2 separate regions of the Homo sapiens genome follow, and region 1 is linked to region 2. Evidence: chromatin contacts called from ENCODE Hi-C or POLR2A ChIA-PET data. All regions are on one chromosome and are shown on one strand. The core of a region is the stretch at or near the end of the contact, and the rest is flanking DNA. Distances in the headings are between cores, read along the strand shown.

What was found. A loop is a pair of places that touch in the nucleus more often than their neighbours do. ChIA-PET counts read pairs that join two places held with the same protein, here RNA polymerase II (POLR2A). Pooled maps may share reads with other maps.
Region 1: a loop to region 2 is called in a pooled map, with 4 times the contacts of the local background. The contact joins the promoter of GANAB here to the promoter of COX8A in region 2. A Hi-C loop is called at or near these places in 4 of 50 pooled maps. POLR2A ChIA-PET finds 5 or more read pairs at or near these places in 2 of 52 experiments (H1 and activated naive CD4-positive, alpha-beta T cell).

The regions. Positions count from the first base shown.
Region 1 is chr11:62,645,168-62,647,867 of GRCh38, reverse strand. It overlaps GANAB (glucosidase II alpha subunit), which reads left to right and starts at 1,255. Exons shown (of 24, transcript NM_198334.3): 1 at 1,255-1,306. The coding sequence starts at 1,269. It overlaps INTS5 (integrator complex subunit 5), which reads left to right. Exons shown (of 2, transcript NM_030628.2): 2 at 1-1,020. The coding sequence ends at 848. RefSeq lists a silencer at 1,084-1,163 and enhancers at 1,774-1,933, 2,249-2,700.
Region 2 is chr11:63,973,320-63,976,019 of GRCh38, reverse strand. COX8A (cytochrome c oxidase subunit 8A) reads right to left here and starts at 1,400. Exons shown (of 2, transcript NM_004074.3): 1 at 1,226-1,400. The coding sequence starts at 1,339. RefSeq lists an enhancer at 1,047-1,486.

The DNA of each region.
Region 1 (2,700 bases), core at 6-2,505, 1.3 Mb after region 2:
CTGTGCCAGGTCCTGGAGGGATTTGGTCAGTTTTCCATGCTGGAGTCATCGGCCGTGGCTTAAAGCCACCCAAGTTTGTCCAGTCACGAAATCAGCAGGAAGTGATCTATAACACCCAGAGCCTCCTCAGCCTCCTGGTTCACTGCTGCAGTGCCCCAGGGGGCACTGAATGTGGGGAATGCTGGGGGGCACCCATCTTGAGTCCAGAGGCAGCCAAAGCAGTGGCAGTGACCTTGGTGGAGAGTGTGTGTCCCGATGCAGCTGGTGCAGAGCTGGCCTGGCCCCCCGAGGAACACGCCCGGGCCACCGTGGAGCGGGATCTCCGCATTGGCCGGCGCTTCCGCGAACAGCCCCTGCTCTTTGAGCTGTTAAAGCTGGTAGCAGCTGCACCCCCAGCCCTGTGCTACTGTTCCGTGCTGCTTCGGGGGCTGCTGGCCGCCCTCTTGGGCCATTGGGAAGCCTCTCGCCACCCTGACACGACCCACTCCCCCTGGCACCTGGAGGCATCCTGCACCTTAGTGGCTGTCATGGCTGAGGGAAGCCTCCTGCCTCCGGCCCTGGGTAATATGCATGAAGTATTTAGCCAACTGGCACCTTTCGAGGTGCGTCTGCTGCTGCTCAGTGTCTGGGGTTTTCTCCGGGAGCATGGGCCCTTGCCTCAGAAGTTCATCTTCCAATCAGAGCGGGGTCGCTTCATTCGGGACTTCTCCAGGGAGGGTGGAGGTGAGGGTGGACCCCATCTGGCTGTGCTGCACAGTGTCCTCCACCGCAACATCGACCGCCTAGGTCTTTTCTCTGGCCGTTTCCAGGCACCTTCACCGTCCACTCTCCTTCGACAGGGGACGTAGCCTTTTCTTGCTCTGGAAGCCCAGGGAGGTTGAGCAGTGAGAGAGGGAAGGGACTAACGTGCTCCGGAAGGGTGGAGGTTTCTCTTCTAAGTCCTTGGTCTAAAGAGCGCTGTCACTTTTTTCTCTCCCACTTTTTTTTTTCTAAATAAAATTTGCCAACTTGAGAAAACCAGTCCAGTGCTTCTGTCATGCTGAGAGCGTGCAAAGTCTGACAGCGCCTGGCTCTGGACGTTCCCGCCCCTGGCCTGAAGCCCCGCCCCCTGCGATAATTTGGAGTGCGCACTCTACCAATGAGACAGCTGCCCGGCGGCGCTCAGGTCGAACCAATCATAAGGCCGGAAGGGGCGGGAACTAGGATACGTGGCTGAGCGCGCGCGATGGGGCGGGAGGTTTGGGGTCAAGGAGCAAACTCTGCACAAGATGGCGGCGGTAGCGGCAGTGGCGGCGCGTAGGAGGCGGTGAGGAGCCCGGAATCTGGGGGCGCGCCCGGGACGCCCCCAGATCCCCCAAGTCCCATTCCACTCCTTCCTGTGTGTCTCTTGACACTCTGCCACCCCCGGCCTCGTGAGGAACCTTTGTTCCTCTGGAGGCGGCCTCAGACGCCTCCGGTCTCCCCGTGGTAGATCCGAGCGACGCTGGGGGCCTTGCCTGTGGGGCTCCGGGCTCCCGCCCGGCGGTTTAGTAAAGCCACAGCTGTGCGTCTTTCTTGGTCTTGGCCGCTCTCAGCCGCCGCCCTCCTTTGGCTGCTTGCGGCGGTCAACGTCGCCGCCCCCTTCCTGCAGTGCGCGGGGTCGTCGGGGCGGGGGAAAAGATGCGGCCTGGCCTCGGGGAATGCAGCCTGCGGCCCCGCGGCCCCTCGGCTGAGCTGGAAGCACCGGGCCAGCAGTTAAGCCTGTACTACCCTTCTGGCTCTACCCTGTAGAGCTCCGAATCCTCCTCTGCCCTTGTCTTCACGTGAGCACCAGCTCTGGCTTAGTTCAGTGTCCACGGTCGCTGGGCACGGCCCAGGGTCCAGTAAGCTCACGGCGTGGATGGTGTTGCTCAAACACAACATGTAATCGAATGGCTTGGTCCACGCTCTCGGGTTTATATTACTGGGGAAAAAAAAAGATTCGAAACATATCACCAGTGCCACAAATGTTTACTAGGACCTAACGGATATACTGGGGTGGGGTAGGCGTGTACTCTCCAAAGCGATGAAGAAAGCGTGGATCATAAACTCAGTTCCCTCGGAGCCTGTGATCTGAAACAATAAATGCGTGCAACTTGCCCTGCAGCTTATTCCTGACTTTGGCCTATGAACACCTCTCTTGGGGTGGTCAAGGCCGCCGTGAATTCCTTAGGGCCCTCCAACAGGTCATATCTGAAAGATGCTTTAGGAATCCTATCTCCATTGGCATCTTTCCGAACCAATTTTACAGACTGTGCAAATAGGGCCCCAGAGGGTATTTAACTCACTGTACGTCTTTTTTTTTTTTTTTTGAGAGACAGAGTCTCGCTCTGTTGCCCAGGCTGGAGTGCAGTGGCGAGATCTCGGCTCACTGCAAGCTCCGCCTCCTGGGTTCACGCCATTCTCCTGCCTCAGCCTCCCGAGTAGCTGGGACTACAGGCACCCGCCACCACGCCTGGCTATTTTTTTGTATTTTTAGTAGAGACGGGGTTTCACTATGTTGGTGAGGATGATCTCGATCTCTTGACCTCGTGATCCACCCGCCTCGGCCTCCCAAAGTGCTGGGATTACAGGCGTGAGCCACCGCGCCCGGCCTCAACTCACTGTACTTCTATTTACTGCTGCTTTTGGCAGGTGGACGTGGGTCAGTGGCCAAGAGTGCCTGTTGCAGTCACTCAGGTC
Region 2 (2,700 bases), core at 151-2,650:
AAGGGTCAGTTATAAGGAGGGGGAAGAGTGAGAGGAAGGAGAGACAGCTGGGGTTAGGGTTCAGGGAGAAATGCACCACCAGATGGTAAAGGAAGGGACAGGAAGCAGGATTTATTGAAACCTGTTTTAAAGCTGGTCTGGGCCGGGCATGGTGGCTCACACCTGTAATCCCAGCAATTTGGGAGGCCAAGGCGGGCGGATCACAAGGTCAGGAGTTAGAGACCAGCCTGACCAACATGGTGAAACCCCGTCTCTACTAAAAATACAAAAAATTAGCCGGGAGTGGTGGCGGGCGCCTGTGATCCCAGCTACTCGGGAGACTGAGGCAGGAGAATGGCTTGGCTTAAACCTGGGAGGCGGAGGTTGCAGTAAGCCGAGATCGCACCACTGCACTCCAGCCTGGGTGACAGAGCAAGACTCCGTCTCAAAAAAACAAACAACAAACAAAAAAAGCAAAGCCTGTATGTTAAGACCCAGGATCCTTGCATGGGCCAGTAACTCCAAAACGATACCTATCCTTCCTTGCCTGAAAACCCCCTCCCAGGCCGGGCGCAGTGGCTCACGCCTGTAATCCCAGCACTTTGGGAGGTTGAGGCAGGCGGATCACGAGGTCAAGAGATCGAGACCATCCTGGCCAACATGGTGAAACCCCGTCTCTACTAAAAATACAAAATTTAGTTGGGCATGGTGGCACGCGCCTGTAGTCCCAGCTATTCGGGAGGCTGAGGCAGGAGAATCGCTTGAACCCGGGAGTCGGAGGCTGCAGTGAGCCGAGATCGCGCCACTGCACTCCAGCCTGGCGACAGAGCGAGAACCCGTCTCAAAATAAATAAGTAAAATAAAATAAAATAAAATAAATAGCAGTAACAACCATTTTCGTCGCTGACAGCGTCAGGCATCCCCCAGTGAACCAACGAGAAAATGGGCTCAGAGCGGCTAAAGAAGTCGGCAGGAGGCGGCGCAGCGAGGAGGCGACAGGAGAGGGAGGGCCTGACAGGACCAGACCCGAGATCCTGGGGCTGTGGGGAAAGACCTAACGCCGACAGCCCCGACTGTCGCCCGGGCACTGTCCCCGTCGTTCGCGCCCTCCAGACATGCCCAAACCGGCACTGCTGCTCCCCGCTACGCTGCGGGGCGCGAGGCATTCTCAGGACCACCTGAGGTCAGCTAGGCAGAAGGGGTCAGCCCACGGCGCCTCCCGCGCTCTTCCAGGCCCGTTCCTCACCATGATCCCAAGCTTCCCCTCCGGCGGCAACGAATGGATCTTGGCGCGCGGCACTGGGAGCCGCCGGGCCGAGCCTGTCAAGCCCCGCAGCAGCAGCGGCGTCAGGACGGACATGATGGCACGGAGTACACCACAAAAAACGGTCAGCCGTAGCCCAAGGTCAGGAAGCCAAAATGGCTGCGCTGGCCGGAAGTTCTGGAGCTGGGGAAGCAGGGAAACTGCGGCGCGGAAGTCTCTCGGAAATGACGCAAGAACACACCTCCCACAGCCCTTGGCAGTTTTTGGCGCGTTCCTCGAAACAGCCAATTGACACCTTCCTACGCTATGGGCGGAGCACAAAAGGGCTCTTCTTCGAGTTATGTTCCGCCTCCAAGGCTTATACTTGTGAATGACATCTGGGGCCACCCAATCATGTACGCGAGAAGCCTAAACTGTTCTTGACTCCTCCCTTCATTCATACTGTTAAATCTCTCTCTATTCAGGCTGGGCGTGGTGGCTCACGCCCGTAATCTCAGAACTTTTGGGAGGCCGTCTGTACTAAAAAAAAAAAAGTACGGGCTGGGCGCGTTGGCTCACGCCTCTAATCCCAGCACTTTGGGAGGCCGGGGCGGGTAGATCATCTGAGGTCAGGAGTTTGACACCAGTCTTGCCAGCATGGTGAAACCCCATCTCTACGAAAAATACAAAAATTGGCCGGGCGCAGTGGCTCACGCATGTAATCCCAACACTTTGGGAGGCCGGGGCCGGTAGATCATCTGAGGTCAGGAGTTTGAGACCAGTCTTGCCAGCATGGTGAAACCCCATCTCTACGAAAAATACAAAAATTGGCCGGGCGCAGTGGCTCACGCTTGTAATCCCAACATTTTGGGAGGCCGAGGCGGGTGGATCACCTGAGGTCAACAGTTCGAGACCAGACTGGCCAACATGGTGAAACCCCGTCTCTACTAAAAATACAAAAATTAGCTGGGCATGGTGGTGGGCGCCTGTAATTCCAGCTACTCGGGAGGCTGAGTCAGGAGAATTGCTGAACCCAGGAGACGGAAGTTGCAGTGAGCCGAGATTGAGCCATTGCAGTCCAGACTGGGCCACAAGAGCGAAACTCCATCTCAAAAATAAAAAACAACAATAAAAAAAGTTCGAAAGCAGCCTGGCCAACATGGTGAGACTCCATCTCGACTAAGAATACAAAAAATAGCCAGGCATGGTGGTAGATGCCTGTAATCTCAGCTACTAGGGAGGCTGAGGCAGGAGAACTGCTTGAACCCGGTAGGCAGAGGTTGCAGTGAGCTGAGATCACGCCACTGCACTCCAGCCTGGGCGACACAGCAAGACTCCGTCTCAAAAAAAAAAAAAAAAAAAAATCTCTCTATTGAGAGTCCCCTCCTCTCCACCAGGCCTCCGTCGTTTTTGTTGAGAATTCCTGACACTGACCTAGTAACCAAACCTCCCTCAATTACTATTACACTCTTCAATTC